Regions from separate parts of the Homo sapiens genome. Here region 1 is linked to region 2. A link is a loop called in an ENCODE intact Hi-C map of the cell type or tissue named here. Cell type or tissue: Calu3. All regions are shown on one strand. Links, peaks and the distances in the headings refer to the core of each region. The heading gives the core; the rest is flanking DNA.

What was found. Peaks named below come from ENCODE experiments on the same cell type or tissue, not always from the same donor. Only the 100,000 strongest peaks of a DNase experiment are listed, where the experiment ranks them.
Region 1: a loop joins it to region 2, with 3 times the contacts of the local background. A loop is called at or near these places in 1 of 110 quality-filtered maps.

What each region holds. Positions count from the first base shown.
Region 1 is chr11:88,506,078-88,512,600 of GRCh38, forward strand. GRM5 (glutamate metabotropic receptor 5) reads right to left here. Exons shown (of 10, transcript NM_001143831.3): 10 at 1-3,427. The coding sequence ends at 2,515. It overlaps GRM5-AS1 (GRM5 antisense RNA 1), which reads left to right. Exons shown (of 6, transcript NR_049724.1): 1 at 1-2,862; 2 at 5,674-5,802; 3 at 5,987-6,087; 4 at 6,175-6,271. Among named protein-coding and RNA genes, the nearest start is that of GRM5-AS1, 4.8 kb to the left of the region's middle. RefSeq lists a silencer at 3,176-3,285. In Calu3, for the core only: no CTCF peak of the experiment used is centred there; a DNase peak (open chromatin) is centred at 3,294.
Region 2 is chr11:88,313,456-88,319,978 of GRCh38, forward strand. The region is part of intron 2 of CTSC (cathepsin C); the gene reads right to left. Among named protein-coding and RNA genes, the nearest start is that of CTSC, 21 kb to the right of the region's middle. In Calu3, for the core only: no CTCF peak of the experiment used is centred there; a DNase peak (open chromatin) is centred at 3,616.

The sequences.
Region 1 (6,523 bases), core at 1,160-5,159, 190 kb after region 2:
AATATATCTTGTCCTTTTCTAATTGGATAAATCATTTTTATTATTACAGTTGATTATGATAGCATGTGGAAGTATCAGATGGCAATTTACTTGCATTAAATTTAATTTCTGATGAAGTTTTTTATAAGGTAGTGTGCTTTTTAAGAGATATGTTACTAAAAAAATAGAAAATGAATTTGACCATGAACAAAGTTTAAACATGTTCTTCAACTGGTCTAGAGTGAAACGTATTGTACTTGAGAATAAAATGAAAATCAACATAAGGATTTTATAAAACAAATTTTAAAATGTAGAGCATATCAAGAAAGGTTTTTAATACCTAAGAAGTCAAGATAGGAATCCTCAGGTGAATGCCATCCTTTTGATGAGGATCCAAAGGGTATTAACACCTCAAAAGATTTCCATTTGTTTTTCAGATAGAGGCAGACATTTGCTTTTAATGAAACCATGAAACTTAGCTAGATTTCACTTACATTTTAAAAGCCTCGGTGTAATATTTGGGATCAGGGTGCTGTGATGATGTTATTTTCAAATCTAGCATGGGAGGTTCGATTTCTTTTAAATTAATACTTTAGTACATTAATGTTAGCTTTTAATGTTTTGTATTGGGAGGTTTGACTTAAAGTTGCAAGTAAGAACAAATAGCAGAAAAGAAAACTCAAGCAGAATATTTATTAGAATTTTTTAAAGTGAAGAATGATAAATTATGCCAATGGACTGACTTCTATTTCTCAGTTTATTTTCTGTTAAGTAGATGTGAAATAAAAAAAAATACTTACCAAAGTAAGGATATTGAGCTAAAAGAAAAAGTTTTATTTATTATTCTCTCTGCCAAAATATACTTCTGCCTCACAGCACATATTTTTCATAAGGCTATCTTAAGTATAAGGCTGGGTCAACTGAACTTTAAATTTATAGGACACCTCCTCCATTTATTACTATCCTTATTTAAAAATCAAAACATTTGGTACCTGAGGATAGCTGCAATGGGAGGAAGAAAGAGATGACAGTGGATTCAGGTCTTGAACTATGAATTCTACCTATTTGAGACTATCAAAGCACACTTGTTTCTGTTATACTCTAAATCTCTTTTCTGTAGTTTTAAAAAGTGACAGTATGAAGTGCACAAAATCATATTAATCATTATTTTAAAAAAGAAAATAAGAATTGCTTTGCCTCTTTTTGGAATGGCTAAGAAAGACTGTGTGGTTAATATTCATTAAGGTTCCTCTTTTTTAGTATTTTGTATTGCTTTGAAAAATCTACATTTGTCATAGTTCATAGCTGCCCTGTTTAAGCAGCCAAGAATAGTTAAAATCACTGCTCACTGGCATAGCTAAATCTCCACTAAGCTGACTTGACACAGTTAAAATTTTCAGTGTATTAAGATTGTGTTAATCCTTTCAACAACAGTCTCTCAAATCATGACAATGTCTTCATGGGGTCTATGGACCACTCTTCCAGTGGTGGGACTCGAAAAGAACAAAGGAGCTCTTTGTGCATCAGGTTCTCAAAATAAAGGAATGAAGAAGCCCCAATGCATATTTTAATATTTTAGTTGGCAATGCAAACGCAACAGCATTCCTAAAGAGTGGCCATGTTTCTTGAAAGAGATAGCCAGGCTGGAGCTCAAGAATGATTTTTATAAAGAGAATTTCCAGCTACAATGCACCCCAGTGAGGGAATTACAAAACAGTATTCCAGAAAATATTTTTTTTGCTACTCCAGTATTGATTGGCAACATGGTGAAATAGTCAAGAAATCTTCCACTGGTTTTCTTGGTTAATGGAGGTGAATCTGAAATAAGTAGGTGGAATCCCCGATGCAGGCTTTTGGAAGAGTATTTCACAACCCAATTGGAGAGGAAAATCTCTGGTAGAAGCCCTACGTAGTACATTAGCGCAGCACTCACTATCCAGTAGTGTGTTATGCATGGGACACATTCACAACGCCTCCGTAAATACTGGACCCAAGTTACTGCTTTTCAAGGTCTTTACAGGAAAGAAAAAACAAAAAGAAAGAAAAAAGAAAGAAAAAAGTTGATGTTTTGGTCCCAGATTTTGAGTTTGTTAGAAAATGTACATTCATGTTTGGTGAATCAAAGACTCTTCTGGGAAAAGAATTAAAGTAAACAAATAAAACTTTTTACAGTTGCTTATTAACTATGCTCTTCACCCTCCGTTACGCTGTTTCACACGCACTGCTTCCCTAGAGCAAAGCACTTGGTATGGAACTGTTTGAAGAGACGCCTTGTCAGCCCTCAAAGATATCAGCCGTGTTTCTTAAAAGCCCATGTTTTCTAAGGCCACTAGAAGAAAATCTGCCAAAAGATTTGTCGTCGGTTTCTTCGTCGGTTGTCATGAGATAGCACTACTGATCTCGTGTTTCCATTAAGGGGTGCCCTTGGCATCTTCCCCCTGGGCCGTAACCAGGCGACTATGCTTGCCATTGTGTGTGTGTGAACACGGGGGGCTCCGCTCCGCACGCGCAGGCCGGCGTGCTTTCCAGGGACATTCACAACGACGAGGAGCTCTGAGTGTAATCTCTTATGATAAGAGTGTCATATTTGGGAGACGACGGGATACAGAGGGCCGACTCGGACACTGGCGAGTTGGGGGTTGTGCTCCCCGAGTCCACCGAGTCTCTGAAGGGGGACGGCGGGGTGAGAGCCACCAGCTCCTCCAGGTCTGGCTTGGCGGCCGCAGCCTCGGGACCGGCCGCGGGGCTCTCCCGGGCCGCGTCCCCAGCCGCCTGCGCCCCTGCCGCGGGCTGCGCGCCTCCCGTGACTTCGATGGCCGGCAGAGGCTGGATTTCGGCAAAGGTCGTCATGGTCGTGGGCAACTGGATCTCTTTGGGGATCAGGTAGGACGAGCAGAGCGGGGCGCCGACGCCGGGGCTGGGGGCCGCGGTGGACAGCATCATGGAGTTGAGCTCGCTGATGTTGGCCGTGAAGCGGGTGACCACACTGCTGATCTGCTCCATGAGGGAGCCCTGCGAGGAGCTGCTGCGCGCCACAGGCTCCGAGTGCAGCGACGGCACATCGTCGTCCGTGCGGCTGGCCGAGCCCGCGCGGTGGCTCAGCGTGCTGATGGGCGACGGTGAGCGCGGCCGCGCGGGCGCCGGGAAGTGCTCCTCAGCCTCGGCCACATCATACAGCGCCTTGGGGCCGGCGTCTGGGGACTCGGGCCCGCCTGGGCCGGCGCCTGCGCAGCCCGCACCGCCCGTGGCCCCCACGCCCCCAGCGCTCCCGCCTGCGCCAGCGCCAGCGCCCAGGCCACGGCTCTCCGTGCTCTTGGGGAAGGGCTTGATGACGGCCGTTTGGTTGGGGTTTTCTTTCTTGTTGATGTGGATGGACAGGCGCTGCCACAGGTGCTGCCCCCGGCTGCTCTTCTCATTCTGGGCCCACGTGACGGATTTTCCATTGGAACTGAGGAGAGAAGGGAGAGGAAAGGTGACTCAGCGAGGTGCCCAGGGGGCTTGGATGCCGCTTCCCCAATGGTGGTTGCTCATGGGCCCCGGACTGGGGAGGACTTTTCTCATTCTTTCAGGAAACACAGCATCAAAAGGACATCATGGAAAGAGACCTTGGAAGTGGCTTTCCTTTGCTTGTTTTGAGTTAAAGACTGCTTTCTATATCAGGGCTTCAGTTTATCATAATCGTGAAAATGTGTCAAAGGGGATGCTTGTCAGGATGAAGGAGTGTTTATTAGGATTCTGCGGGAGTTCTGAGCCCACCTGTGAGTGCAGCAGCACACAGATGCAAGGGCTTGCAGTGTCCCGGCTGTGTGCACAAGTGCCTGGTACAGGACAGGGGCTTCCTAGAGTTAGTGGCCTCTGAAGGAAAACATTACCACTAGGACCCAAACTCACCAACAATCATCAGAGAGGAGGGAAGGGGTAAGAGAGTCAGGGATTACCAGGAGGTAGTCAGTGGTTCCAGTTCCGCCTTTATTCTGGAAGTTGGTATATATATAACTAGGGTTTTCTGTCTGAACCCCTGATTTTGAACATAGTGTTACTTAGGCTGCCTTACCTGCTGGAAAATAAAAATTTAATGAACACACATTTCTAATGAGAGCTTCTTTACTTCACAGAAATTCACCTCACAAATGTATTTTGAGTTCTGTACTTGAATAACAGTTCAATGAGTGAGAGTGCTGTATAATGCCTTCGGCACTTAGCAGAGTGATCTCAAATTAGGATCCTGGTGAATATTGAGGGACTGACAAGTTTTTTGAAGGCCTTTCTCTCTCTTTCTCCTTTGCACTTCCACCATGGGGTCTGAAAGCCACTCTCAAGATGTGATTGGTGCCTCAGCCTCAGCGCCCTAGTACCTCTCCTTACCACTAAAAGCTGACACAATAGCTTCTGAAGCTGCAGACGTTCTTTCAGAAACTTTACAAAGGTCAGAGAATGTGGCCTGACACTCAAGATTTTTTTTTTATTTTTTGTTTTTTAGACGGAGTTTTGCTCTTGTTGCCCAGGCTGAAGTGCAGTGGCGCCATCTCAGCTCACTGCACCCTCGGCCTCTGGGATTCAAGCGAATCTCCTGCCTCAGCTTCCTGAGAAGCTGGGATTGTAGGCATGCGCCACCACGCCCAGCTAATTTTGTATTTTTAGTAGATACGGGGTTTCACCATGTTGGTAAGACTGTTCTAGAACTGCTGACCTCAAGTGATCAACCTGCCTCAGCCTCCTAAAGTGTTGGGATTACAGGCGTGAGCCACTGCGTCTGGCCAGGAATGTTATATGAAGAGATTCTGGTGTAGTTTCCCATCACAAAGTAATCCAAGATCTCTGTTACTAGGGGGTCTGTTATTTTCAGTCAAGACAGCTCTGTTCTAGGGGCTGTGACCAACAGATAGCCTTGAGCAGCCTGACTACAAAAGAAGTTGAAGACTACAGTTTTATCATCACAGCCTATGGTTATTAAACTAAATTCTGTGTAAGACTCATCTAGGGCATTTGTCAAAGATATAAGATGTGACCCCAGGAGAGTCTGATTGTCTGGATTGGCTTCCAAGGATCTATGCTTTTGACAAGCATTCTGTTCTTCTGCTCCCAAAGTAAATCTGAAGCACTTTGTTTCTCAGATTCTTTCACAATCTGAGAAACTCTGGCAGAAAGCCATCCTTTTCTTCTAAATCCCCATCACTCCCCTTGGGCCCCCTTGCTGGAGGGCTGGCTTGCCTTTGAGGGGCTGGGGCGTGTACCTCATTTGGAATCCACCAGCCTTGAGGCTGCCTGACTGGCCCTGCAGGATCCACTCTGTCTGAGAAACCCACTCCCTTGGTAACAGACTGCCATTTCTGCATCCCCTTTAATGACATGCTTTTTGCCTCTTTCCACACTGCTTCCCATTTCTTTATCTGTTCCTTTCTACTTCATGGTCTTTCTTTCTCCGCTCTTTCCTGTGAAATTTCTTTCCATGTAATCTACCCAATATATTGTAGTCTCATGTCCTTCAGAATCCTGGAATATGAGCTTCTTCCACCCCACTCTGCCCTTCCTGGAAAGGATGAATGAACCATTTTCAGGTTTGGAGGTTGCTGTGCATCCATAGTAGCAGAGGGGGCACTGCCAAACAGTTGGTGTTCCTTTCTAGTAGTTTCAGGATTTATTTTTCAATTTTGCATTAGCCTGACTTACGTGTATTACAATTCTTTTTCCCAGGTGTCCACTAGCTTCTGGAACATGGCAGAGAAGAAATGGGCCAGTTTATTTACGAGATTTGATTGGGAGGATGGTTGCCAACTACACCCTTTCTCCTATCAGAAGGATAAGAAACAGGTGTTTCGAAAGGTACAAGTATTATTTCAGGTCACTAAGTCCCCTTTTAATACAAAGCATGGACTTGAAATCAGGAGACTAATTGGATTTATTCCACCAACTTTTACCTTAGGGACACTCTTGCTCCTAGTACAGAGAGGTTTTGCAAACACTAGCTTTTAAAAAGTTTCTCTCTCTCTCTCTCGAATGCCTTTAGTTGAACATGATGGAACATAACTTTGGATGTTAGCAGTAACAGTCTTTGGAATCACCTGTAGCCATGCCCCAAAACATGATAGCATGTTGCAAAACCTCTAGGTGAGTGTGTGATGAGGAAACCATCCTAATCAACCAATTCTGTACAAAGTATTGACATCTTTTTCCTGGCTGTGCCTTTGGTTACAGTGCCCATGGCCATAAGGGAGAAAGAGCACCAGACCATCTGAATAACGTGAAAGTGGACACAGGAAACACCAGACACCCAGAGAAATGGAGTCCAAATGTGAGTACTTCATTTCATTCTTTTGAACATGAAAGCTTTTTTTTCCCTGAAGTAAATGAGAACTCTTAAGAAAAAAAACAAAAGAAACTCCCTACTCACGACATTATTCTGTTTATTAGTAGAAAGTACATTCTATGAAGACACAGATCTTATCTATCTTTTTCAGTGACACTCAGCATGATCTTAATAAGCATTTGATGGATGAATAGGATTTTTAAGTTAACAGGGCCACTGTGGGGTGTCATGGAAGGT
Region 2 (6,523 bases), core at 1,669-5,668:
CACTTTATTTCAGTAATATGGCCTTTTGTCTTATTTCAGTGTTAGAACTGAAAAATAACTATTATTTTTAACAGATCCAGGATTTGAACTAAGATGCTCTGGCTCCAGAGCCTAGTCACCCTCATGTTAGAACATCTCCTCATGGAGGCGGGGCACATGATCCAGGATGACTGTGTAGCATGTGGGAGACAGAAAGGGAAAATGCTGTGCTAAATTTCTGAGGAGAGACTTGGGCACAGACAATTTCAGGCTCTGACTTAATTTAATAGAAAAGACTATTTGTAGAACCTTGGGCAAGATTTTACGAGGCTTTAGTTCTGTTGCCTGTAAAATATGGAAAGTAGAAAAAAAAATCCTCAAAGGTATAAACATTCTGGGATTCCATGATCAAATGCAGGGTTTGGTAAACACTTCCTATAATGGCCAGACAGCAAAGACCACTAGGCTTTGCAGGCCACTTAGTTCTCTTGCAACTGTTCAACTCTGCCCTTGTAGCACAAAAGCCATCAAAAGCAAGACTCAAACAAATTGGCACAGGGGTCAACTATGTTTCTATAAAATTTCTGTTTACAAAAACAGACAGTAGGGTGGTTTTGGCTCCAGAGGTTGTAGTTTGTGGACTCCTGCTCTACTCTAATACACATTATTTCACTTGTTTGCAGAGGTTGGCAAACTTCTTTTTGAAGGACTAGATAGTAAATATTTTAGGCTTGAAGGCTGGAAGACCTCAGTCACAACTACTCAACCTAAAAGGTGCAAAGGGAATACATAAATGAATGAGCTAGGCTGTGTTCCAATAAAACTTTACTTACAAAAAGAGGTTTGTAGTTTGCCAACCCCCAGTTTAGAGAAATGTGTGGGCTAAACTACACTTAAAGTTAAAATTACCTTATTGCATCTGACTCTCTGAATTCAAATCATATTTAGGGGGAGAGTTAAAAATGTATGGCTTTAGAATCCAGAAAAACTGGACTTGAATTGTGGGAATCACCACTCACTGTGTTATATAGCACAGGAAAAGTTACTCTGGGCTACTCATATCCGCATCTTGCTTTTATCTTTGGTGATATTCATGATATTCTCTTTTTTTCAGACAGAGTCTCACTCTGTTGCCCAGGCTGGAGTACACTGGCGAGATGTCGGCTCACTGCAACCTCCGCCTCCCAGGTTCAAGCGATTCTCCTGCCTCAGCCTCCCAAGTAGCTGCGACTACAGGCATGTGCTACCAGGCCTGGCTAATTTTTGTATTTTTAGTAGAGATAGGGTTTCACCATGTTGGCCAGGCTGGTCTCAAACTCCTGACCTGAGGTGATCTGCTTCCTTCAGCCTCCCAAAGTGCTGGGATTACAGGTGTGAGCCACTGTACCCAGCTGGTTGTTCATGATATTCTGGATCCCATATGTCTGCTTCTAGTGAAGAATGGCTTCACTAGCATGAGTTCAGTTCCCAACTACTCAAGTCCCTGCTAAAACCCTACTCAATATGATGACCATGGAAACAAAGACCCAGGACATTGTTGGGCAGCAATATGAGAGGGTGTGTTGTGTGAAAAGGTTAATAAAATTAACTTCATACTAAACTATGTAAAACTTCTACTTTGGTAGATCGAAACAGTGTAACATGGTAACTTTATAGGATGCAACCTAAACTCCATAAAGTTGTATTATGTACTTCTCTCTGGCACTGGCTCTTGATCCTATTCTCTTCTCCTTGGTTGCATGCTGGTAAGGCAGGCCAGGTAGGGTTAGGCCGATGCTCCCTCCCACCTCTGCTGTTTGAGGAAGCAGTCTGACAATGTTTCCAGAGTTCTTAAGAGCTACTTTATAGATATTGACACACATACACAAACAAAATGCTACACACAGGAAGACATTCACTGCAGTATAACACAAGTTAAAAATAAAAACAATAGAATGTCCTAGAAAATGCCCAAATTTAAAAAGTATTAGGTAAACAATTTATTCAAAGGAATAATGTGTAACATTGTATATGATAAACCTGAGTTCTATAGGAAAGGGGTGAGCAAACTAAAATTGGAGAAGACTGCCTATTTCTATAAATATAGTTTTACTGGAGAACAGCATGCCCATTCATTTATACATTGTCTATGGCTACTTTTGTGCCACAATGGCAGAGATTTCATACTTTATAAATATTGTACAGATTACTCATAAATCTTACAGGTTCAAGAGAACACAGAAATGATATAGTCTTGGGGGACAAAAAAAAGACCTAAGGAAGTGGTGGAACTAGAACTAAGCATCCTACCCAATGCCATCCTCCACTTCTTCCTACAATTTGTCTTCTCACGAAGAGCCAGAGAGGTAAACAATTACTAAAATCACTGACGGGAGATACCCAGAAATGACAGAAAAGGCTTTTTTTTAAACCCAAAGGGCTTCCACCTATATTATTTGAGCCTCACGATAATCTCTTTGGGATAAAATTTCTTTCTAATGAAGAAAAGGTGACTCTGCAAAATTAAATGGAGAGGAAAGGATTCAAATACAGGTTTACATGTTACAAAGGTCATTGCTTTATCCATTGTATTCTCTAAAAAAAAAAAGGTGCAGAGAATTAACTGACTCATGAGTCACGTTCAAATTGTTGCCCAAGGCCTTTAAAGGGCTGCCTAAAATTTCTAGCAGTCCTCATAGGTGTTCTCCCATTCTTCAGGTACCTATGTTGCCTTGGCTCTTTCAGTCTTTTTACCATGCCTGCCTAGGGTTTTTGACGCAGAACAGAAAGAAAGAATAATGCCTTCAGGCCTAGACTGCCTAGACTGCTCTGCCACTGATTGGCTGTGTGATCCTGAGCAAGTCACGTTCCTCTCTGTACTTTCAGTTTCCTCATCTTTAAAACAGGAGCAATGGCCAGGTACAGTGGCTCATGCCTTTAATCCCAGCACTTTGGAACGCCGAGGTTGGGGGAATCACTTGAGGCCAGGTGTTTTGAGGTTACAGTGAGCAATGATCCAGCCACTGAACTCCGGCCTGGATGACAGAATCAGATCCATTCTCTAAATAAATAAATAAATAAATAAATAAATGAAGCAGGGATGATAATTACAGACTATATCTCATGGGCTGTGTTTTATGTATACTAACTCATTTATTTTTCACGATAGTCTATCAGGTTGTTCTTTCCACAAAAACATAACTATGACAATAGGATTTTTGTTTATTCAGTACCTAGAAAACTATCTGGCACTAGGAAGTAATTAACTACTAAATGAGTGAATAAATGAATAACAGAAGAGGAAGAACAACAAATGTCAAGTCCTATTTCAACAGTTAACAAGGCACTGAGAATAGGTAAGTTTATAATTAACAGAGGTGTGGTGATGCCAATATATCACAATGTCTGACAGTCCAAATCACAGTATTACTTCAGAAGTGCAAATGTTCCTCTCCAAAGCTGCTTCCCTATTTGTAATTTTAGGTTGACCTAGAAGTTCCAAAAATTTCCCTTCAAGCTTTCTAATTGCAAATCCTTATATCTGTGGTTGTCTTAATTTTTTTTTTTTTTCAAGATGGAGTCTTGTTCTGTCACCCAGGCTGGAGTGCAGTGGCGCGATCTCAGCTCACTGCAACCTCCGTCTTCCGGGTTCAAGCAATTCTCCTGCCTCAGCCGCCTGAGTAGCTGGGATTACAGGCATGCGTCACCACGCCCGGCTAATTTTTGTATTTTTAGTAGAGACAGGGTTTCGCCATGTTGGCCAGGCTGGTCTTGAACTCCTGACCTCAGGTGATCCGTCTGCCTCGGCCTCCCAAAGTGCTGGGATTACAGGCATGATCCACCACGGCCAGCCTTCTTATTTAATATTCATAAAGCCAGTAATTCTTAATAGACACACTATTTATATGAGTAATCCTAAAAAACTACAACTTTGTTTTTGTTGTTATAACTTAAACCCTACACATTCCATTAAATTGATGGAATTATTTTCCCTTTTAAAATTTTATTTTATACTATTCTTACAATCTGAAATAATGTATCAATTTTAGAACCTGAAATTATTCTGTAAAAGTACAGAGCTGCAATGCCACTCTGCACGACAACAACTTAGTAAAAGAGAGGCATTTACCAGCGGGGAAGCCAAGTACGCAGTACCTTAAGGGGGACCATCCACTGTACCCCTGTGATTTTCTTGATTTGAATGTTTTCGGGGTATGTCATTTTTTCCTGTGAAATACTTCTTTTGTGATTTCTGACGTTGTATCACCAATTAAGAAGTTGAAGTTTTGACCCCGCTATCCAGCTTGAAATGCAGCCAAAAAATTTTTCTGAGTTTTCACTTATATAAACATCAGTCTCTGAAGACTGCCTTGCACAGATGAGATAATTTAAGTTTCCATTCATTTATGCTAATTTCTACTGCAACAAATAGATAATTTCCTAAAATATGAAGATCAAGCCCTAGTATTTAAGTTTAAAAAACTATTATGATTCAATAACTATCCATTTGCTTCTTCAATATTACCATTAAGTTGCCACACATTCTCAAAATATCCCTTCTTCAATTTCCCACTCATTTTATCAGCTATCCAATTAGATATACCTAGTCATAGGGAAATTTTGGAATTGAAGTTATTTTTGGGAACTGAAGTTATTTATCTTGGATCTTTTACTTGACTGCTTTTTGACACTGAGGAGAGGGAAAAAAAAATTCCTTAAACCTGTTCTACTGTTTTCTTGATTAATAATATACTTAGCCAATGTCTGAATACTTACTTTACATAACAAACTTGGCTAGAAGACAGAGGCAGTTTAGTAAAGTGGACTCCGCCCTTTAAATCCAGTCTGTCACTTATCATTTACGTAACCTTGAGCAAGTCAAAACTAGTGAGCCTCAGTTACTTTATCTGAAAGTAGGAATGATATCTATAATTGATACTACTTTACTGGACTGCTATGAAAGATATAGATGAAATTGAAGTTGGAAGAGTTAAAAAGTTATACAACATTAAACAAGTGACTATACTAACATTACCATCATTACCATGAAGGATACTTCATCCATGCCTTCATAGAACTTATATTCTATCCAAAACTGCCAACTGGGCAGCTGACACTGGGACCTATCCTTTCAACCAGTGGTTTCCAGCGGAACATTGGAAACAAAGTATTGTAACTCCCATATATATTTCTAACATAAAAATACAATTGGCCAGGCGCAGTGGCTCATGCCTGTAATCCCAACACTTTAGGAGGCTGAGGCGGGTGGATCACCTGAAGTCGGGATTTTGAGAGCAGCCTCACCAACATGGTGAAACCTTGTCTCTACTAATAATACAAAAATTAGCCTGGCATAGTGGCACACGCCTGTAATCCCAGCTACTTGGGAGGATGAGGCAGAAGAATCCTTTGAACCTGGGAGGTGGAGATTGCAGTGAGCTGCAACCATGTGCCATTGCACCCCAGCCTTGGCAAAAAGAGGGAAACACCGGCTCAAAAATAAATAAATAAATAAATAAACTAATTAAATTGAAAACTTCCACTATTATTTAATATATGAAACAACATTGGTGTGCCCATCAGATCTAATATCAGATGTTCATCTGTTATGTACAGTGTGCTAGTAAGTCCCTATAAGATAGTTAAGGCACAGCATATTCCCTTTTTCACATCTGCCTGCTTAAACTGACTTGAGCATCTTATCTGAATTAATCAGGCTAACACTCATAAAATGAACAAGTAGTTTAAAATATACTTGCAAAGAAACAAGGATTTGCAAATACTAATGATGCAAACATAAGAAAATGGCAGTTTTTTTATAATTACCCTATTCTGACTTCTGTCAAACATGTTGACAGAAGTTTTTAAAAACAGATGTTTTGAAATGGTTCCATCACTATAATATTTTTTTTAGTCCTAGACATCAATAAAGCAAATGTTTCAGTTAAAATTTGTCTATTAAAATTGTCATCCCTAATACCAATTGATAATTATTCTAAATCCTTCTAAAGCTGTGACACTTTCATACTTTTAACAAAAATGTGTCAAAATCTACTGAAATTCTTTAAGATTTTAAAACACATCAGAAAATTTTGTTTCCAAATGTTGAAAATTTACAGTCATGAAAATTATCAGTAACAGGGACTCTAACATTACTTTTGGCAACAAAATCATAATAATGAAGAATATTTTACATTATTTTCAAATGATATCTTCTTAAAATATATTTTGGGTAGGGCACAATTTTATGACATTAATAAAGTATTTAATCGCTTAATATTTCACATTTTATAACAAATGTAGTACAGTGATACATGTATATATAATTTTCAAAATGTACCTATAGATAATTTAGAATACATAATAAAAAATTTAGACATCCAAGTCTAATCCATCAAGATGATTTGTAATTTTGAAAAGAGTACTTTGCATGGAGTTGAATGATTTGATGATTAACCAAATATGGAAATATTATATTCCAGCAACATTAAAAAACAAAAAATGTTTCCATTTTTGCCCTTTGTTTACTGTAGAAATCTATATACGTACAATTACCTCCATTTGC